2 separate regions of the Mus musculus genome follow, and region 2 is linked to region 1. The links are chromatin loops, found by intact Hi-C in ENCODE. Cell type or tissue: heart. All regions are shown on one strand. Each heading gives the region's core, and the rest is flanking DNA. Links, peaks and the distances in the headings are about the cores only. Region 1 holds the start of Twsg1 (twisted gastrulation BMP signaling modulator 1). Region 2 holds the start of Ndufv2 (NADH:ubiquinone oxidoreductase core subunit V2).

Region 1 (11,428 bases), core at 2,148-10,147:
TCCTCCTCCTCCCCCTCCTTCTCCCCCTCCCCCTCCCCCTGCTCCTGCTCCTGCTCCTCCTCCTGGCTCAAGTTCAGTTGGATCTGTTGTCCGCTGGTATCTTCCAGCCTTTGCTTCAGAGCCAGCCAATTATGCTCACTCTCCTGGTGATTAATATCAGAGAGCACATTTCTGAAGTCGGGCCCCAAGCAAAATATCAGCGGATTCCTCACGCTTCAGTTGCGCAACCGCAGGGCCACAGAATATGGTCACAGAGGCAAAGGAGGATGAACCAGTGCGGCTGCCCGTGGCTTGGTCTCCGGTGGCATTCATCCCATTGCCTTGCCTTGCCTTCTTTCCTCCTCACGTCGTGGGTCTGGCCTTCAAAGAACAATGTGTGCAGCTGAGATGACTCCGTTTTTTAAAGCCTAGTTTCTAGGTGAGCAAGAGGACCTGAGTTCAGATCACCAGCATCCATGGAAACACTGGGCTAGCCCAGCAGCCTGCCTGTAGTTCCAGCCCCTGAAAACACAGATGGAATTCTCTCCATTCCAAGCAAGCTGCCTAGGAATTCTGAGCTTGACTAAACGACCAAGGTTGGGGCTTGGGATTTAACTCTAGCAAGCACACAGCCCTGAGTTCAGTCCTCAGCCTGGGGGGTTGGGGTGGGATAGTGCAAATATAATAGGAAGAGCAAGAGATTGATCAAGGAAGATTTCAGACCTCAACTCTGGGCCTCTACATGCACACGGAAATGGGTACCTGCTCTTCCACATGTAACCATGTAAGAACACATGCATACACATGAAAAGATATTTTTTTTTAAAAATTGCTGCAAGCTAAGGAACAGGTATTCAGCAAGTTGGGACTTCCAGGCTGGAGAATTGGCAGTCTGAGCCACTGTATTCTGGCCCCTTATAGAAAGTGCCATGGCTTGTGTGTTCTGCCCCCCTCTATGTAGAGAGGCTTTTTTGCATCACTTTAGACTTGCGGTCAAGGGCAGCATCTCTTTCTTATACCAATAAAGTACCACAGTGTGACTCCAAAGTTCTTCTCAGCAGTCTTTAGAGAGTTAGTTCCCCGTGACTTGGTCCTCTACCTTTATTCTCTGCCTCTGGAGCTCACCCCCTTCTGTGGTGATCAGTGTCAATGACACCCTATATTCCAGTCATGAATCCGAACCTCTGTCTGAGTGCCCAACTTCATTTCTGATGACTGATTGTCATTTCTGTGTGGATACCTAGTAGTGATGGCCAACTGGACATATAGGTCACCCCTGATACTCTCCTAAGCCTGCTCATCCCTCTTACTTCTCGGTTTACACAAATGGACAGAAGAGGAGGCAAACACTTACGTGCTGGCCGCTTGACATCATCTCATTTAGCTCTAAACATTCTCTTACCAAGTACATTTAAAAAAGATCTTCATTTTATACATGAGAACACTTGGGAATTAGATTACCTGTCCTGTTATATACTTAACACTAGCCAATGTTTAACTGAGTGATTGGCACATGAATGACCCACCCGCTGTTTGTCAGATCCGCGTCCCTGTTAAGTACATCTGCCCTCTCATCCTAAGTAAGCAGAGCTGTTAGCGTCAAATCCTCCACTCTCACAGCCCTAACAAGCCTGTCTTGTTGGCCCCCTATCTTCCAGATACCAAAAACAGAAAAACGAAAAACAAAATAACAAAAACCCATGAAAAGCAGGAAAAAAAAAATGTGTACAATATGAACATGCTAGGAAGAGAAAGAAACAGGTTTCTGACCCAAGTACATCTCTGGGTCCTGACATATGACACCAGGCTTAGTGGTGCATACCCTTAGTCCCAGCACTTGGGAGGCAGAGGTAGGCCTGTGTAAGTTCTAGTACAGCCAGAGCTACATAAGGAGACTCTCTTAAAAACAAGCAAACAGGGCTGGTGAGATGGCTCAGTGGGTAAGAGCACCTGACTGCTCTTCCGAAGGTCCAGAGTTCAAATCCCAGCAACCACATGGTGGCTCACAACCATCTGTAACAAGATCTGACGCCCTCTTCTGGTGTGTCTGAAGACAGCTACAGTGTACTTACATGTAATAAATAAATAAATCTTTAAAAAAAAAAAAAAAAAAACAAGCAAACAAACAAAACCTTCAGAGGCACACCCTCAAGAACTCACTTCCTCTGGACAGGTCCTACCTTTCTCAGTTCTCCATACCATACCTCAACATATGTTCAGGTTTTAAATCCATCAGTAGATTAAGCGACTGGCTAGCTCAGAGCCCTGGAGGTCCATCTCTGGAAACTCTCTCATAGACTCACTTAGAGGTGTATTTTACAAACTTCTCAGATGTCTCTGAATTCACGTGGACAAAATTAACTATCATACCACCGGAGAAGTTTCTCGAAAATGTCACCAGTATAAAAAAGAACACCTAGGGCCGGAAAGATGGCTTAGCAGCAGCAATTAAGAGCATTGGCTGCTCTTCAAGAGGACCTGGGAGCAATTCCTAGCACCCACATAGGCAGTTCACAACTGTCTGTAATTCCAGTTTCAAGGGATCTCACACCCTCACACAGACATACATGTAGGCAGAACACTAACGTAAATAAAAATTTAAATATTTTTGAAGGAACACGTAGATTTTTAAAATATATATATATATATATATATATATATATATATATAATGGTATTGAGGATTGTGTTTTATGTAATGTGTATAAATGTGGGACTCTGCAGGGCTCAGGGGACTAGTAGCAATAGACACAAACAGAAATAGTGTTGGGAGACAGACAGGCTTTCTTTCATTTGAAAGGCTAGACTGGGCCTGGAGCTTTCAGTGTTCCTGTGTGGTCTCCCAACTGCTAATGATTACAGGCAGGAGATACCAGCAGGAACAACATCTGTAGGATAAAATAGAACAGCCTATTATCATCCATGGTCACCATTGCTCAGGCACACATGTATTGTTTCTATGCTCAGAAGGGTGGAATCTAAAGTGAAAGCAGATTCGTAAATATCTAAACAAGTTTGAACCTACCGTGACGGGCAGCAGCGATCCATGTCATGTTTGTGAAGGGCACATGTAAATATTTCAGTGGTCCTTGAGAGTCATTTTGCTGAAAGACACTGTCTTGTGGTCGGTGCCTAAAGGGCAGTTTATAGCAATCCTGCCTACATTGTTCCTACTTAAAGCAGAGTCCACAGTCCCTTGAAAGACACTGGCTTTCTGCCTTTGTCCTCTTTCTGCTGCAGCAGCGATGGAGATAACAGAGCAGAGAGGAGAATTGAAGAGTGCGGTGTGCTGCTAAGGTGCTTGCCACCCCCACCCCACCCCACCCCCACTTCCTGACTCAAGCTGGTTGGAGAGGCTGAGAAACTGAAGCTCCTCTGACTCAAAATCTGTAAACTCAGCTGATTTGATCCACTCAAGAAAGAAAAAAAAATGAGTTTGTAATGTCTTAACCAGAAGCTGGCAAAGAGGTGTTCCCATTTTCACTGGGTTTTTGTTCATGCTGGGACCCCTCACCTGGCCTCCTATGGCTAGCAATGAGGTTAGAACCAATCAGAATTGGGTCAAAAGCCCCAGTTCCCAAGAGTCCTTGTGGACTAGGCTCAGGGCCCCATCCCCACCTCCATCCCAGAAAACTAACGAAAAAGAAGCTGGTGGTAAAGTCAAGAAAAGAGCATTGTTATTACTATTACTTATTATTATCATCATCATCATTATCATAAAGGGCATGATCACACTGGCAAATGCAGAGGCCTGATGATCTAAACACTGTTTCAGAGTGTTCTCAAGAGTCTCCGGGTTGTACAGGGAAAAGAGGCAGAGCCCAAGTTTCCCTGGTGGGTCCTGATGCTCTCTTTGATCTGGATGTGTTCTCATTCGTGTGACCTTGGGCCATCATTTCAGGGTCCATCACGCAGGGCGTTGTTGGCGTCACAGAAATCTCCCTTGTTTAGGCGCAGCATTAGTCCTTTGTCGCAGTATGTCCGTCCGTCCGTCCAGCCTGTTGTTCTGAGGATCCAACATGGAGTAGAAAGACTCAGGAGACCTCACAGGACAGGGAGGAAACGAGAGAGAAACAAAACAGAGTTCGCATCAACAGTGGCTGAGCATCCTTACAAGCCACATGGTCCAGCCCACTGCGGTGGGTATTGGGCACAAATAGGGGCTCCTTACAGAGCCACCAGCATGGATGGAGCTCCAGGATGACGAGGAGTGTTTGATCCAGGGCTCCTGAAACCCAAGTCCCTTGGCGTCCCTTCAGGGTGGGTAAGCTGACAAATCACATAGTTCCCTACATGGGAAGCAGACAGAGAACGGGGTCCAGTTTATCAAACTTCAAAGTCAGCCCCCAGTGGAGTATCTCCCACCCCTCAGTCTTTACAAACAGTGCCACTGACTGGGGATATGTTCAAACACACAAGCCTACGGGGATAGTGTTTAATCCATCACAGTTTTATTTTTTTAAATGCACTTATTAAAATAAATGTTATCTATGTAACTATGTACTGGGTTTAATGAAATAATGAGCAATTTTAACTAAAAAAATTTAATTTCAAATATTGAAACGATACACATAACCTCTTTGAAACACTCCATGTTTTCAACAGTATAGAATCCTGTGAACAAGAGGTTTGGGAGTCAGTGATCTACAATAGCATTTTAAATGGTTGGACTAGCCCACTGATGTAGTGGATCGTAATCTCTGTAACTCATAAATAATGCTGAGAATAAGATCCGTAAAATTTAATAGGTGTAGACCCTTGTTTTCTTAGGGTAGTTTTCAGGGGAGCTTCATTTAATGTGTGGGATGTATATGCACCTATTAGTGTGTGCATATGTGCATGGCTGGTGTATAACATACTCTTATGTCATCCTATATTTAAAATAGTGTGTACACATGTATGTATGTATATGCACGCGCACCCAAGCGTGTGTATGTGCACTTGTGCACATGTGTGTGCACACACGTGTATATATGTGCGTGTGTGTGTATGTGTGTACTTGCATGTGTGTGTGTGTGTGTTTGCACTCCTTCTGTGGCACACATGTGGAGATCAGAAGATGACTTGCAAGAATTGGCTCTCTACTTCCACCTTGTGGATCTTGAGGCTTGACTATAAGGCTTGGTGGCAGCTAAATATAAGGTCATCAGGTTTGGTGACAGATGTCCTTATGAGCTGAACCACCACCTTGGGTGGCTTTCTTACTTTTGATTTTCCTAAACAGGGTTTCTCATGGCACCTGGAGCTTTAGTGAACCCAGAAATCCTCCTATGTCTACCTCCTTCTAGGGCTGGGTTTCATATATCAACCCCTGTGCCTGACATATGAACATATGGGCATATGAATCTGAACCCTGGTCTTTTACTAACTGATCCATCTACTCAGCCCCCGATTTTTAAAGAAAACCTATGCTTACTTTACAAAATGTATTAATACCAGCACTATGACCCACATTAGCTAGTAATTTATTACTATCCATCTCAGCCAATTTTTTCTAGGCTGCTGCCTCCCAGTAAACCAAGGAGAGTTTAAGACACTTCCTAGGTTAAGAAAGGGTTTGACACTAGGCCATTGCTCCCAAAGTGAACTGGCCATGTGGGCTCCAACTCAATGGCTGTGGAATATTGCTGGAAAAGCAATGGTTATGGTAAAGACCTAAATGTACTTTATTTGTGGGCTACTGGTGGGATAAGCCCCATCTTCCTAAAGTTCAAGACTCAATGACTGGTCAAGCCAATACTGACCTGACCTCCGTTCCAACTGAGGCTTCTTCCAGTTGGTCTCCCTCCCATACCTAGTGACATTCCTGAGCAGGATTCACTGCTGCCTTCTCTCCTTTTTGGCAGTGCCAGGCTTAACATTTTTATGAATTAGTGACTGAAGTGTGGGACAGATCCGTATCCAGTGATCCCTAGGTGCTTAAACACGTATTTAAAATGAACCTTGCCTCGCACGTCAAGTATCAGTCCTGTTCTATTCATCTGCCCTGTGCCTCATTCTTATATCCAGTAAGGAGGACAAATCAGCTTTGTGGCAGAGCTGCTGAACCGAACCGCAGGGCACAGCGGCTGGCAGCAGAGGTAAGCCGCCCAACAGGTGGCAGCAGACCAGACGGCTGATGGGCGGGGCCCGGCTCCGCGAGAGGCCGGAGCGCACACACCTGGGGGCGTGGCCGAGGGCGTGCCCAGCCCGGGCTCCAGGGGGCGTGGCCTGCAGCCCGGCGCGGGCCTGGGAGCGGCCGGGGACAGCGCGGGCCTGTGTGTCCGCGGCGCCGGGGTTCGCGGGAGCTGCTTGGAGGCTCGGCGGCCGGGAGGAGGCCGGGGCCACGGTGAGCGAGCTCGGGCGCGCGGGCGGGCGGCATCTAGGAAGCCAGGCCGCGGCGCTCGGCGGGGATGCGGGCGCCGAGAGGCCCGAACGGCGGGGACAAAGGGCCGCGGTGCCACCGCCTTCGGAACCTCGGGTCCGGGCGCTGGTGTGGGGTGTCGCGCTCCTCCCCCGCGGTCACCTGGATTCCCGGAGGACGGCGGGAAGACGCTCGGGGCAGCCGGGGGTGTCTGTGGGTCCCCGCGGCCGGCAGCGGCGACGGGGCCGCACCGGCTGTGGGCAGGATGCCCAGGGAGCCGGCTGGGTCCGCAGGGAGCGGGCGAGAAAATGGGATTACTAACGGTTCCCCGCCGGCGGGCAGGAGCTCTGGACTTTCTGTTTCAGAACGGAGTCATACCCCATGCAGAGCCTGTGGTGTAGCGCCATCTCCTAGTTTTGTAACCAGCAGGGTCCACTTTCTAACCGGCCCTACATCAAAATTGTATTTTATTGTTTTGAGGGGATTTATTTTGACTCCTTTAAAATAAAATGCATGCGTCTGTATGCGTATGCACACTTTTCGTCTTGGCACTGCTATAGGGGCCAGAAGAGGGCATTGGATGCCCCAGAGCTGGGCTTGCTGACCCTTGTGCCCTGCCAGTGTGGGTGCTGGGAACCGAACTCGGGTCCTCTACAAGAGTAGCAAGTGCTCTTAAGACATTGAGCCATCTCTCTAGCCCCTTATTTTTATCGTTAATTTATCTAACTTGGAAGTAAAGCTGGCCTGCAGTTCATTATCCTCCTGCCTTGCTTGCCAAATGCTGGGATCACAGGCGTGTCTCATCAGGCCCAGCTATTATTTAATTGATTTTGTTGGGAATTTGTGTTTTAGCCTTAAGAAATTATATCTTTAAAATTTTAGTGGGTGCGCGAGCGTGTTTATGCGCACACAAGCATACCTGTGCACCTGCGCCATGGTGTGTATGCCAAAGGACAACTTTGGAGGGAGGCAATTCTCTTCCTTTTTTTTTTTTTTTTTTTTCCTGGTTTTTCGAGGCAGGGTTTCTCTGTGTAGCCCTGGATGTCCTGGAACTCACTCTGTAGACCAGGCTGGCCTCGAACTCAGAAATCCGCCAACCTCTGCCTCCCAAGTAGAACTTAGGCTTTCAGGCATGTCAGGCAAGTGTTGTTAGCCACCTAGCTATCTTGCCAGCCCCCACTTATAACCCCTGTGAGAATTTGTGCTGGTGCCCCTCTGTTTTCTTTCTGTACTGTGATACTTCTTAAGAACAGAAGAATCTACCGTACTAACAGAATATCTTCCCATTTACCTACAATTCTTAATGCAGTTAAGAATGGTTGTGGTTCCTGCGCCTCTCCCCCAAGTCCTTTACCAACAAAGTGAGATAATCACCAGAATAATTTTCCTTCACAGTTTTGCTTTGATGCTCAGATTTTGAACATTGGAGCTGAAGGTGTAGTTCATGGTAGAAACCTTGCCTCACACACGCGAGGCCCTGGATTTCATCTCCAGCTGCACGTGTGAGCACCTACAGGGTGCTTTAACGTAACGCAGAAGTAATAGCTTTAAAGATGTATTTTTATTGTTTTTAATTATGTGTGTGTGAGCGTGTGTTCCGTGTTCAGGTGCCCCAGGAAGTCATAGGGTTCAGCGCCCCTCCCCCCGAAGCTAAAGTTACAGGTGATTTCGAGCTGTCCCAGATAGGTGCTGGGAACCAAACTCAAGTCTTCTGAAACTGCAGTAACATACTCCTAACCACTAAAACCATCTCTCCAGCCCCGGTGTGGGTGGGGCTGGCCTTGAACATGCCTCCTGAGTCCCTGCCTCCTGAATCCCTGCCTCCTGAGTCCCTGCCTCCTGAGTACCGGAATTTAAAAAGGCCTGCACCACCACACCTGGCAGTATTATTAGTTCTTACATAAATTATTTTAAATTGAATATGATGTTGAAACTTGAGTTGTAGCGCTACAGTTGGATCCTTTCGGATGGCTGGGACCTCAGCAGTGTTAACTAGGATTTTAATCATCTCCATGTCTGAGTAGTTTGCGGTTCATTCTTTAAAGATGGCCACCCAAGCCTGAATGTTTGAATGTTTAAGTGATCTTTGAGAATGTTCCTCAAATGATCCCTCAGGGGGTTGGACACAAGCAAGTGACTCTTGACTTATATTCCATGTTTTTTTGTTTGGTTTCGTCTTAGTTTGTAACCTACCACTTGCCTTTGAATTAAAGTTTCTCGTTGCTTTGTTTTTCTAGCTTCTTGGAAGCTACTGAGTGACTTCTTTGAAGAACCATGAAGTCACACTATATTGTGCTAGCTCTAGCCTCCCTGACGTTCCTGCTGTGTCTCCCCGTGTCCCAGAGCTGTAACAAAGCACTCTGTGCCAGCGATGTGAGCAAATGCCTCATTCAGGTAAGGATTCAAGGTACCTTCGTTAATACTGAAACATACTGTGTGCAGGTAGATACTATAGGGATATATCAAAGCAGGTACACACACCGTCTGAGCAGTGGGCCAGGGTCGGCGGTACCGAACTTTGTTTTTTATCTTTATGGCTATCTTCCATCCGACCAAAATTGGTTCAAGAAGTTCAATCTGCAGTATGCTAGTCTGCTGTATAAGCTGTTATGGGTGATGAGTGTACTACTGTCTACAATCTAGCTTAGATGACAGAGTCTTAATAACTATATTTAGAAGACTTTTAGCCTGTCAGTTAATAGATAGATTATTACATATAACGTATTATTTTCCGGTTGCTGTGTAACAGATTATATCAAAACCTAGCAACTACAGCCAAAATACATTATCTCGTGAAGCTTCTCAGGGACTCAAGTCTGGGAGGCAGTGTGGCTGGGTGGTTCCGGTTCAGGCTCACTCATGTTGCAGGCAGATTGTTGGCCAGGACTATAGACTCTTCTCCCAAGTATGTGAAAAATGATCCTTTCCAATGGAAGCGAGGCAAACCCATGTAATTACCTGTCGTTTTGCTGAGATGAAAAGTGACGGTCATTTGGTGACGTTCCTGTAGCTGGGAAATGGTTGTGGGTTTGACCTGTTCTGACCTGTTTCTGGCTGCTAAGCCCATGACTCTTTCACTCAGCATCCTGGTTACTATTCTCCATGATGTTGTGACAGTGACAGATAAATTATGTAGCTTCTCTCTCCCCATCCCTCCAGCAGTCTTTCTTCTCTTTGAGGGGGCCATGTCTTTTGTGTCCTCCATTCTAGGTGCTGACCATGGCCCCACGAAATTTATCAGCTATGCGTACAGGCTGAATATGTGTGAAATGTTTATGGCCAAAGTGTTTCACATTTTGAAATTTTTAGAATTGCATAAATATATATGCCAATATGTATGTATGTATGTATGTATAAGGCAAATATACATTTTACACACACACACACACACACACACACACACACACACACACGTATGAAATTACCTTAGTTGTGAGACGCAGTCTAAAGAGTAAACCTATTTGCTTGCCGTGCGCTTTGCTTTGCCTGGGAGTGACCTTCTGCAGTATTTTTAGCTGTTTTGACTACAACGCCTCATCGGCTGTCAGATGTGGAATTTTCCACTTGTGATGTCATGTTCATGCCCAGGAAGGTTTAGGGTTTTGAGCCTTTCAGATTACACGTTTACAAAGAGAGACACACAGCCTCTGTTAGCTTTCCATGTAGAGTGAGTCCACCAACTTTGGCTCTAATTCTCGCTTGAGACTACAATCATAAGTAATTTTATAGATCAAGGATTTTTATTTTTTGTGCCTATTCCTGATATTTTCCTCCTTTTCATTAGTAATTTGAATTCTAGTTACATGAATCACATACTCTGTAGAACCTTTAAAATTTGCCTTTCAAATCTAGAGAAATCTGTTATTAATTTTAACTTTAGCCGGGCATGGTGGCGCATGCCTTTGATCCCAGCACTTGGGAGGCAGAGGCACGGATTTCTGAGTTCGAGGCCAGCCTGGTCTACAGAGTGAGTTCCAGGACAGCCAGGGCTACACAGAGAAAACCTGTCTCCAAAACAAAACAAAACAAACAAACAAACAAAAACCCAAAATGAAACAAAACAAAAATTTAACTTTATTATGCCTGTGTGTGTGTGTGTGTGTGTGTGTGTGTGTGTGTGTGAATTTAGGGAACCTTGTTTCCTTGGTGCCCTCCATCCCCTTTGAGACAGGGTTTCTCTGTGTAGCCCTGGCTGTCCTGGAACTCACTTTGTAGACCAGACTGGCCTCGAACTCAGAAATCCGCCTGCCTCTGCCTCCCAAGGGCTGGGATCAAAGGTGTGCGCCACCGGCATTTTTGGAACTTTTAGTATAACATCTGTCTTAGTCTTCTGTTGCTGTGAAGAGACACCATGAGAAAGGCAACTTTTAGAAAGCATTTATTTGGGGCTTGTTGACAGGAGGAAGAGTGAGTCCATGGTTGTCGTGGCTGGGAACAAGGCAGCAGGCAGGCAGGCAGGCAGGCAGGCATGGTGCTGTAGCTGTAGCCGAGAGCTTTCCATCCTGATCCACAGGCAGCAGGCAGAGAGAAAGAGTGCAGCTGGGCCTACCATGGGCTTTTGAAATCTCCAACCTCAAGTGTCACACCTCCTTCTATAATAGCACCTAGTAATTCTAAGTGCTCCAACTGGGAACTAAGAGTGCAAATGTATGTCCTGTAGGGGCCATTTTGTTCTGCCCACCACAACATCCTTGCCCTGACATTTGAAATGTAAACAGTTGAGTCTAGACACTTGAAGAATCCATTCTGAGCATGTGCATGGCCTTGGTTGCTGTAGCTTTGTAGTATAGCTTTGTAGTGTAGTCTCATTTCGCTCTTTTTAAGACTTTGTTCCTGATTCTGGGTCCCTTGCATTTGCATATGAATTTTTGGGTCATCTTGTTAATTTCTGTAATAAAACTTGCTAGGAATTGATTTAACATAGTAGGCTTCATTTTTTAGAAATGTTTTTGGTCTTTAGAAAAAAATGGGTACAGAGTTTCCTTATACTTCTTTGTCTAGCTTTATTCATTTTCAATAGGTTTTTTTTTTTTTTCTTGTTGAGACAGTCTTGCTATTTTACCTATGCTGGTCTTGAACTTGGAGTCCTCCTGCCTCAACCTAGTGA
Region 2 (11,428 bases), core at 1,956-9,955, 160 kb before region 1:
GTGTGTCCCCTAACTGACAGACATCTTGCTTGATACCCTGCCCTGTGTTTACTCAGGGGGTCCTGATGTGAAGAGAAAGACAAGAGATTCTGCCCTGAGCCCCAGCTTCATACAGCATCGTTGCTCATGTTCACAATAAACTCTGGAACTAGGCATCGCTATTGCAAAGACGTTGATGGCTCTCACTGGAAAAGTCTGGAGTGTCACCGTGCAGGACACTCTGAGCACTAACCATCTCCACTGGGACAAGTGTCACTTCCAAAGTGAAGTTCAAGATAGGCCTGTGGACTACTGACATCCTTTCATGGTGTGGGTCATGTTCTGCCCCTCCCCTCTGCACCTTCTGCCCGTTATATACAATAATTCTGCCCTAAGTGCACAACACCTAGTAACCTCAGTGTCCATACTAGTAAGGGGGACTCATCATCTATGCAGGGGGATTTTCTGGTGATTCTGCTGCTCTGGGAACCCCGCATTCTGCAAGTAAACCCAGTAAACTCAGGGGTTCCCCCAAGGAACCCCTTTGATGGACTTGTACTTTGGGTTGTCATTTGGGGCCCTGTAAGGAGTGGGTAGATGCCTGTTTTCGGTCCTGCCCACAAGGGGAATTTTCCAAACCATCTAAAATGGATTGAAGGCCACTCTACTTGTGGGGGGAAATAATAAATAGCTCAGAAGTAAACGTAATTTACTGTAAGTCGTGAGTTTTGTTCTGAGACAAAAATAATTCCTCCCTCCAGCAAATGACTACAGTTCTACCTTGGCCTCCAATCGTTTCTGTTTATTTTTCACTTGTCATGCATGCCATGAATACATAAACATTCCTCTCTTATACATTCTTACACACACACATGCCTGTCAAGTATCTATGTTGACAGAGACCGTGCTTGTTGTTTAGCATAAGTGAAATGTTTCTAAGTGATCGGTGCTTAACCCAGATCACCAACCCCCCCCCCCCATATGTGCGTGTCACCAGTGTAATTCGTAATTTCGAAAGTGCTCAGCACAACCCACCCGCACCGTGCAAGTTGTCCTCCCACGCCCTGCTCCCCCTAATCTTCAGGAAGCCACGGGGCCTCTTCTCTGCAGCCGGAGCTGCAGGGTGTGGGAGGAGCGGCAGGCCGGATCCCTACATCGCCTTCCCGGTCCGTCCGGGCCCGTCCCGCCCGGGAGCCCTCACTCGCCTCCAGCCGGTGGGCGGCAGGGTCGCGGCCTCCTCCCGGTCCTGCGCTCCCAGTCCGCCCCTCGCCCACCCTGCACACTTACCCCAAGGCGGCGTCCTCACGTGAGCGTCCCCGCCCCCCGGTGACCCGCACTCCCAGGTCCTAGCGTCCACCACTGTAAGCTCGGCTCTCCGACTTCCGGCTCTCCGGGCTGCTGGTGGGCGGGGCCTAGACCAGGAAGCCGCCCCACACTCTGTGCTTAACCTTTCCTGTCTGGGAGATTCAGGTCTCTCCTGTTACCGGCTCCAAGAAACCCTCACACTACATATGCACTATATAGGACATCAAGTGGAAGTTCTCCAAACGCCCGCTCTGTTCCAGCCATGCATACTTCAGTGGCTTAATTAATCTTTTAGAAGATCCTACCTTTCCTGTGTTTACCTCTAAAGGTAAAGTCCCTTAGTCTCCAACTTAAAAAAAAAAAAAAAAATCAACGTAGAAGCGATCAGATACGGTATGATTTGACCTGGAGTACACAAGTTCTGCGTAGAAACAAACTGGAATATTGCTTACTAGGAATGAGAAAGCAGTGCTGTAGATGGACAGTCTGTGTGTGTGTGTGTGTGTGTGTGTGTGTGTGTGTTTTGAGAGTGTTGGGGGCAGATGAGTCTCCCCTACTACCGCATCCCTTATTCTAGTTTTCAGACAGCCTTCTTACCGGCAGCAAGCCAAAGCCGTAGGGCCAAAGAAGCCACAGACAGCCCACAGCTGATGAGCTCTTAGTCGGTCAGCAGCCACATAAGAATTGCTGACAGAAATCCACCCCACCCCACGGCCAAAAAACAGCTGGGAGCAGCACTAGGCCTGCAAAGATTGCCATAGCAACCAGGAAATGATTTTAAAGATGTATGTGTACAGGACCTGGAAAAAGAGCTCAGAAGTTAAGAGTACTAACTACTGGCGCAGGGGATCCAAGATAGGTTGCAACACCCACTTTGATCTACTCAGTCACCTGTAACTCCAGCTTCAGCATGATCCAGTGCTCCCTTCTGTCTTCTTTGGATACCCTTACACACACACACACACACACACACACACACACACCACATACAGGAAGACACAGTGGGCATGTCCAGGATCCTACATATTGCCAGGTTATGCAGGGTCTCTGTCAGTTAGTGTTGTGGCCATCTAATGTTGAAAGCAATGTGCCGTGGGGAAGTTGTGAGCTATGTGCTTGTGGGGGAGGGAGGGGCTCCCTCTTTGGCAGCTGGGGAGTCTTCTGGAAGGCAGAAAGCTCTTGCAAGCAGGGTTGGTAACAATGTGATAGGGAATAATCATACAAAGTTGTCCTGTCCTCTCGTGGGGTCTGGGGCAGTCCTCCTGCATCAGTCTTTACCATCTGAGGTCAGAGAGATGATGAAGGACTGGGTGGGTGCACAGCCTTCAGTGCCCTCACCCGGAGCCAATGCTGTTGTTGTGCCCGGCACACCTTCATCCCACTGTGGGAATGGGTTGGTTTAGGATCTCAACGATCGACAAGCTAGCCTCCCTAATGATGGTGAAATGTTTCCCTAATGGTGGTGACATGCTTCCCCAATGGTGGTGACATTCTCCTTTGCTTTCCTCCGGCTCCATGTTCAAAAGGTTTAAAGTTTGGTTGTTTTTTTTTTTTGAAACAATCATACTATATAGCCCTGGCTGTCCTGGAACTGGCTAAGTAGACCAGGCTAGCCTCAAGCTCACAGAACTCCACTGGCCTCTCTTCCCCAAGTCCTGGGATTTTAAAAGTTTGTACCTCCACACCGAGCTATATTTAGGTTTTTAAATTAATAGTCTGGTAACACACGTGCACGTGCACACGCCAAGACGTTTTGGCGTTTTTCTGGGAGATGTGTGTTCCCAGGCTGTTGTTCCCTAGCCAGAAAGTCATGGAGACTAGTTTATACGGGTGTCAAAACTGGGTACGGCTGTTGTTACTTTGGGTACCATTACAGCAGTTTCGATGGTGACATTGAAGGCATTCTGTCCTGGGTTAACCAATGGGAACACATCCCAGGGCTGTTCTTCCTGTCATCCCCAAGGAAGCAAACAGGCTTCTCTCAGCTCTCCTCTCTGATTGCAAAATGGTGTTCCTGCCAGTAGGCTATCCTGTGACAATCAGGCATGGACTTTTCTTTTCCAATCCAAACCCACTCTTTAGGAGGAGCCAAGTAAGCCTACCATCTGCTGTTTTGATAAGGGGATGGGAAGTGTGTGCACCCAGGCGTGGAGACCAATCACCTGGGCATATGGGGCAACTCACGTTAGGCACCTGAATCTCAGCAGATCATTCCATCTGACGAATAAGCCATGCTAGCCCTGCCTTAGCTTTTAAATGAGCGAGTTTAACAGGTAGCAGAAAAATATTAGAACAGCAGATAAGCAACTGGGGGCCGTGATCGGCAAAAAGTATCTGAGACAACTGGAAGAAGATGCTGGACATGTGTTGTTCTCCGTTCTGTTTTCAAGGTGTGATGGTCTGTATATGCTCTGCCCAGGGAGTGGCACTATTAGAGGGTGTGGCCCTGTTGGATTAGGTGTGTCACTGTGGGCTTGGGCTTTAAGACTCTTATCCTCCAGCACTTGGGAGGCAGAGGCAGGCAGATTTCTGAGTTCGAGGCCAGCCTGGTCTACAAAGTGAGTTCCAGGACAGCGAGGGCTACACAGAAAAACCCTGTCTCAAAAAACCAAACCAAACCAAACCAAACCAAACCAAGACAAACAAACAAAAAGACTCTCATCCTAACTGCCTGGAAGGGAATATTCTGCCAGCAGCCTTCAGATGAAGATGTAGAACTCTCAGCTCCTCCATGCCTGCCTGGATGCGGCCATGCTCCCACCTTGACAATACTGAATTGAGTCTTTGAGCCTGTAAGCCAGCCCCAATTAAATGTTGGTTTTTATAAGAGTTGCCTTGGTCATGGTGGCTGTTCACAGCAGTAGAACCCTAACTAAGACACATGGACACAGTATTTTTACTCTTGACTTGTTTTGGCTGTTCTGCCTCACCTTTCCCACAAGGTTGGAGGGACAATCCTGCATTCAGAGCTAGCTTCTCAGGGACTTCAAACAGCATGGTCAGCTTGATCTTTGTATCACAGTTGAGGAGATATGACCAATTCAGATGATAGTTTGCAAAATTGAGTTGAGGAGCACCGCTTTAAAGGAGCCTGTGGTGGTTTGAATAAAAATGCCCCCCATAGACTCCACTTCATAGGGAGTAGCCCTACTGGGAATTGTGGCCTTGATAAAGGAAGTGTGTCTCAGTCTCCTGCTGCTGCCTGCTGTACAGATGTTGAACTCTCTGCCCCCTTTTCAGCACCACATCTGCCTACCCTGTCACCATGCTTCTCGTTTTGTAATGGTAATGAGCTAAACTTCTGAACCTGTAAGACATCCCTAGTTTAATGTTTTCTTTTATAAGAGTTGCCTTGGTGGAGGTGTCTCTTCTCAGGGTCAGCTCTACTTCGCCCCAATGTGGCTTCAGTCTGACATCAGCCGCTGTTCTGTTGAACGTGTTCTCTGCCACCAGCCACCTGCTTCCTCCTCTGTTTGTCCCTGGTGTCTCCTCTGAAAATTGGCCGTTTTTGGTCTTTATCTGCCTTTCGCTTTCCTTGAAGACTCTGACCAGCATTTTTGTTCTTCAGGCTCTCCAGAATTCTAAAGCCAAGCCCTTAGCATAAGCCTGCCTTCGAGAGTGGGGCCAACCAAGGCTTACGCAACAGCAACATCCAGCTTCAATGTACATTTTGAAGGAATGGCAGGGCTGAGGCTACAGTAGCTCAGCTCAAGGGTTCCTCCAAGAAGCCCAATCTGTTCCCCCATTAGCACCGCCAGACACCAGCACTGGTAGAAAGAGTGAGGGCATAAGCTTAGAAACTATCAGACTTCATTTGCGTCTACACTGGGAGAGTCTAGCTAAGTTACTTAATGCTTTGACCCATTTTCCTCATTTACTACGATCCATTTGATAGGGATTAAATGAGCAGCCTGCAAAGAGGGCGGCACAGGAGTGGGGTGGTGCACGGGCTCTCGGCTTTAGTCCCAGCTCTTGGGAGACAGGCAGATGGATGGATCTCTGAATTCGAGGCCAGCCTGGTCTTGTGGATTAAGTTCCACGACAGCCAGGGCTACACAGAGAAAGCCTGCGCAAACCTGGTAAAACAAGTTCAATCCCTGGAATCTATATAGAGATGGAGGGAGAGTTGGACATGATGGTTCATGACAGCCTGGTCTACATATCAAGTTTCAAGATAGCCAGGGCTACAAAGAGAAACTGTCTCAGAGAGCGAGGGAGAGGGAGAGGGAGAGGGAGAGGGAGAGGGAGAAGGGGAGGGGGAGGGAAAGAGAGAAGATGGGAGGAGAGGACAGACTTCACAAAGTTGTCCTCGGACCTGCACACGTGACTGTAGCTGTTGTGACATGCACACAGTCACAAACCTATAAAAACTGTCTTTTGACTTAATAGATCTATATCCCATCTGCTTTGGAGATGCAAATTTAGAAGGGTGTGGTATTTATTACCCTTTGGGGATAGCGAAAGACCTGGGGTTAAAATATGATACTAGATTAAAATCTCCCTGAAGTGCTGAGCTCTTCTTCTCCACCAGGAGGCGCTCCTTCTCCTTCTAGGTAGAGGCCTGAGCCAGGCCTTTCTTCCTGGCTGCTTTGTGGTATGAGAGACAGCCCTCACATTACTATCCCAGACCTGCAAGGGTTTCTGCAGTTTGCAGCCCTTCGAAATTATTATGGTGTGAAAGCAACACAAACTCACCCAAATCTATCTCAGTACAGATGACAGCCCACAAAGGCTGCGAACCCGGATCATGCAGCTGACGAAGTGCAACAGGCTGGAAGTGTCTCTCCCAAGTGTTTCAGTTGCTCTGAACGTCTTCCAGGCAGCTCAGATGGTTTCTGCTTCTTCTAGGCAGCCGGTCTTTGCAGCTTGGCTTGTGGTGATGCAGCTGTCTGTGAGTCATTTCTGCTCCTGTAAGTAACCTCATTAAAACTCATTGGTTCACCAAGTTGGACTTAGATGGTAGTCATACCTTGGTCTCGCATGTATATTAGTGTTCTGTCTGCATGTATATCTGCATGCCAGAAGAGGACGCTGGGTACATTATGATGAGTGTGAGCCACCATGTGGGTGCTGGGAATTGAACTCAGGACCTCTAGAAGAGCAGTCAGTCCTCTTAAACTCTGAGTTATCTCTCTATCCCTGGGAGTTTCTTTTTTTTCCCTTCCTTCCTTCCTTCCTTCCTTCCTTTCTTTTTTTAAAGATTAAATTATTTGTATTTTTATGTATACACATCTTTTGCCTGCATGTATGTCTGTGTATCACTTGCATACCTGATGTCTGCAGAGGCCGGAAGAGTGCATCAGATACACTGGAACTGGCATTAGAGATGGCTCTAAGCTTCTTTGTGGTACGAGGAATGTAACCCCAGCCAGTGCTCTTAATCACTGAATCTCTAGTCCCCTCATTTAAATGTACAGCAACCTTTTGCAGATAATTTCAGAATCCACCCAAACCATGAGTGGCCGTTGGGGAAACAATAAAGAACCACTCTCCTTTGAGAAGCCACATTCAAAACCAGTACGACCTGGGTGACTCTTACACAGCCGAAGCACAAAGTACAGAACAACCTTTGCATGTCTCTGGGACACAGCTTCTCTGTGCTCTCAGAAAACACTTCCCAGGAGATTTCACCCCAGAGCTGCTGGTCTCTTCTCAATCACCGCTAACTTCTTAGCTCCAGCTAACCAGCATCCCACTAGTCCCGTCTATTTTTCACTCTTAAAACGAGAGCCACATGGCTAAAGCTGCCAAGCTCTGCTGCTTGCTGGGGCTGGAACTTGGCCTCTGTAGTAGAGTTCTCTGGAGTCACAGAACTTGCGGACAGTCTCTATACAATAAGGAAATTTGTCACGATGACTTAACAGTCTGTAGTCCAACTCCCCAGCAATGCTCAGGTGTGAATAGAAAACTCAGTAGTTGCTCAATCCCATAAGGCCAGTAGATTCCAACAGATCTGCTGGCAAGTAAATGCAAGCAGGCAGAGAAGAGCGAATCTTCTTGATTCCAATGTCTGTTGTATGTCTTCAACAGAAGGTGTGGCTCAGATTAGAGATGTGTACCACCATACCTGGATCTGGGACTTGTTTTTATGCCAAGATCCAGGTCAGAAACTTGTTTCCCTCAAGATCTGGGTCACAGGTGAGCCTTTTGACTCTGGATTGTAGTTCATTCAAGATATAGTTGACAACCAGGAATAGCCATTGCAGCCCCCTTGTATATATTACATTATCATCAGATTTCTGTTTTCCAACCCCTTCACTGCCTAAGCTTAGCTGTCCTCGAACTTGCTCTGTAAACTGACTTTGAATTCAGAGATCTGCATGCCTGTCTCGTGGGATTAAAAGTATGTACCACCACACCTGGACTTAACTTTTCTTCATCTAGAACTTGCTGTCCCAGGCAGGCTTGAACTCTGCTTGGCTTTATCTGCTGGGATTAAAGGTATCAATCACCATGCTTGGATCTAAATTTAGCTGGGTAGGATCTTGCCCCCAAATCCCTTAATCTGTTATCTCCTAGGACATAGGATTCGGTTCCATTTCACATCCTGGTGCCCCTTTAATACTCAAACTATATATTTTGTATTTTTCCTTTCTAAGCTTGTTATGCTTATTCAAAACACTCTTCATGAGACTCAATCAAAGTACAACGTCTATGATGGGCATTTCTGAGACTTCCTTTGTCAGTGCAAGTAATCTGAGTCTCTTCACCTTAACCTCAGGCAGACTCTTCAGACAAGGGCAAAAAAGCAGCCATGTTCTTCACCCAAATACTACAAAAACAGTCTCTAGGCCACAGACTGAAGTTCTTCTCCACTGAAACCTCTTGGACCGGGTCTGCACAGTCAAATCACTCACAGGAACAAAGTCTTCCATATTCCTACTAGGATGGCCCATTAAGCCTCACTTAAAACATTCCATGGCTTTCCAAATCCAAAGTCCCCAAATCCACATTCTTTCAAACAAAACAGTCAAGCCTATCACAGCAATACCCCAGTCCCTGGTACCAACTTCTGTCTTGGTTAGGGTTTTACTGCTGTGAACAGACACCATGACCAAGTCAACTCTTATAAGGACTACATTTAATTGAGGCTGCCTTACAGGTTCAGAGGTTCAGTCCAGTATCATCAAGGTGGGAGCATGGCAGCATCCAGGCAGGCATGGTGCAGAAGCTGAGAGTACTATGTCTTTATCTGAAGGCTGTTAGCAGAAGACTGGCTTCCAGGCAGCTAGGGCCTTAAAGCCCACGCCCACAGTGACACACCTACTCCAAAAAAGCCACACCTTCTATAGTGCCAATCCCTAGGCCGAGCATATGCAAACCATCACAATGATACAGACATGATTATCATAGTCCCGCAAGAGACTGGATAGGCAAACTATTTGCATTATACAAAGATTTTCATTCAACTAAAAGATTTATTGACTGCCTTTCATATGCTAAGTATAGTACAAGATGTTGAATCAAAGAAAATGGGGCCGGGCGTGGTGGCACACGCCTTTAATCCCAGCATTTGGGAGGCAGAGGCAGGTGGATTTCTGAGTTCGAGGTCAGCTTGGACTACAGAGTGAGTTCCAGGACAGCCAGGGCTACTCAGAGAAACCCTGTCTTGGGAAAGAAAAAAAGAAGAAGGAGGAGGAGGAGGAAGAGGAGGAGGAAGAGGAGGAGGAAGAAGAAGGAGGAAGAGGAGAAGGAGGAAGGAGGAGGAGGAGTATCAATGTCAGAGGAACTGGGTTTGGTGGTGGTGATTGAAAGGTGATGGCATGGGGTTGGTGAGATGGCTCAGCAGGTAAGAGCACCCTACTGCTCTTCCGAAGGTCCTGAGTTCAAATCCCAGCAACCACATGGTGGCTCACAACCATCCCTAACGAGATCTGACTCCCTCTTCTGGTGTGTCTGAAGACAGCTACAGTGTACTTATGTATAATAAATAAATAAATCTTTAAAAAAAAAAAAGGCTCACAACCATCTGAAGATCTGACGCCCTCTTCTGGAGTGTCTGAAGACAGCTACAGTGTACTTACATATAATAAATAAATAAATCTTTAAAAAAATAATAAAAAAATAAAAATAAAAAAAGAAAGGTGGTGGCATGAGAGTCATGAGTTCGAGACTAGCTTTGAAAGATCCTGACAGAATGTAAAAGGTCACAGAAGCCCTGAAATTGGCAAAATAAATTTCAGTGTTAGTAGAAGTAGCTTCACTGATTTAGAAAAAATAGAGGTGCACAATGCTCTGGCCGCTCCTTGAACCCGTGTATCTGCCAATGTTCTGACCGTTCCTTGAACCCAGGTGTGTGCCCACTGCTGCACCTCACTGTTTGTGATATTGGTTGCTGGGATAGAGTCGGAAAATCTCCCCAGCAACCACAGCTGGGCCAATCCTGAGTTACTGTACCTTCATTAAACTCTTTCCTTGTTTCCCTCCCATACCCATTTCTTGAGAAATCAATCCTTTTACATTGTTTAGATCTGGAAATCCCCTACTCCCCCACTTCTCCTTTCCCCCCTGAGGGCCTATAAAAACTGGGACCCCCTTTTCCCTTGGGGTCGACTCCTCTACCCCTGCATGGGATATGAGTCGTCCCAAGAGCTCTGGCTTTCCCAGAATAAAGCCTCATGTGGTTTACATCAAGCTTGGTCTCTTGTGAGTTCTTGGGGATCCGCTATTATCCCAAGACTTGAGTGAGGGTCTTTTAGCTTCACCTATAGCGAGTTTGGGACCAGGTTGGGCAACATGAGACTCTGAAAAGGCCAAAGTATTACAGCTGCTAATGATGGTGACAATATGTTTGGGTGCACACAATAAAACAAATCAGTAATGGGACCCGGATTATTTTTTCTTTTTCAGTATCTTTTCATTCCCTCAGAGAAGTACTGAAGCAAATTTATTAGTGGTAAACTAATACTGGAGATAATGCAATAGGAACTAAAGAATTTAGTATCATTGGTTAGAAACACTATTTCTTGAGTCGAATAATAATTTTTTTTTTTTTTTTTTTTGGTTTTTCGGGACAGGGTTCCTCTGTGTAGCCCTGGCTGTCCTGGAACTCACTCTGTAGACCAGGCTGGCCTCGAACTCAGAAATCTGCCTGCCTCTGCCTCCAGAGTGCTGGGATTAAAGGCGTGCACCACCACGCCCGGCTGAGTCTAATAATTTGTAGAATATGATTCACACAGGTTGCAATGGATTATCTTGGGTGGTTTTTTTTGTTGTTTTTTGTTTTTTTAAAAAAACAAACTCATGACGAATAACCTTTCAGAATCTTCATTCTGTTGTCAAAATTACGGAAACTATTCACAACTTTATTATAGCAAAAAGAAAGGGGTGGATAGAGAAGACACACACAAAACGACAGTCAGAAGAAGAGTCAAGAATAAGTTAAAAGCCCAAGGTGGCAGTATGCGCCTGTCTGAAGGTTGAGGATCACTCAAAACCTGTGTAAAATACCGACAGCTGGAAACAGCACGATGCGTACTAAAGCTGCTAGGAGTTTCCTGAGATCAAACAAAAATCAAGAAGACAGTAGGTTCCTCCCTCCACCAGTTTTATCATGGAAAATGTCTAGAGCATACACAAGCACAAAGAATATTTGTTCGTCTACCGCGCAGCATCAACAGTCATCATTTCTACCTCCCACTCACTGGCATCCCGAAGTCAATTCCAGTTTAGCCTGTCGTTTTACAGACTCTAACGCAAAGGCTTGGGAGCCAAGGCACTTGCTGTCCAAGTCCACTAGGTGGCAGCCCTTTAAATACGATCGTATGTAAGAAAAGACTCAACCAAACGAATTTTGAAAGAAATAACTGCAATACCAGAGGAGGTGTTTGACAGAACAAACACAAGATCCCCCAGAAGGTACGCCTCGTCCTCAACAAACACAAGAGCCTCGAGAAGGCGAGCCTCGTCCTCAGGGCGGGGACTCAGCTGGCCCAACCGGGCCGGCCTTTTAGGGACTGGGCTGTTTCGGGCCCGCCCACCGGTCCCAGCAGCCCTCGCGCGCCGCTGCGTCAGGAACGGCGTACCGTTCGGGACGCCCAGGCCAGGGCTCGTGAGCGCGCGCGCGCCGTGCGTCCTGGGCGCGGGGCCGCGCGCGCCGGGCCTCCGGGCTCGTTCGTTCCCAGTCAGCCTAGAGCGGCCGGGG

Evidence for each region. Peaks named below come from ENCODE experiments on the same cell type or tissue, not always from the same donor. Only the 100,000 strongest peaks of a DNase experiment are listed, where the experiment ranks them.
Region 2: it touches region 1 in a loop (5-fold over the local background); 22 of 42 quality-filtered maps call a loop at or near these places.

What each region holds. Positions count from the first base shown.
Region 1 is chr17:65,945,945-65,957,372 of GRCm38, reverse strand. Twsg1 (twisted gastrulation BMP signaling modulator 1) reads left to right here and starts at 6,186. Exons shown (of 5, transcript NM_023053.3): 1 at 6,186-6,306; 2 at 8,559-8,715. The coding sequence starts at 8,596. In heart, for the core only: CTCF peaks have their summits at 5,080 (motif pointing left) and 6,053 (motif pointing right); DNase peaks (open chromatin) are centred at 6,182 and 9,842; H3K4me3 peaks cover 2,135 bases; H3K27ac peaks cover 2,489 bases.
Region 2 is chr17:66,101,488-66,112,915 of GRCm38, reverse strand. Ndufv2 (NADH:ubiquinone oxidoreductase core subunit V2) reads left to right here and starts at 11,357. Exons shown (of 8, transcript NM_028388.3): 1 at 11,357-11,428. It overlaps Washc1 (WASH complex subunit 1), which reads right to left and starts at 1,370. Exons shown (of 11, transcript NM_026833.1): 1 at 1,267-1,370. In heart, for the core only: a CTCF peak has its summit at 5,810 (motif pointing right); a DNase peak (open chromatin) is centred at 5,855; H3K4me3 peaks cover 224 bases; H3K27ac peaks cover 86 bases.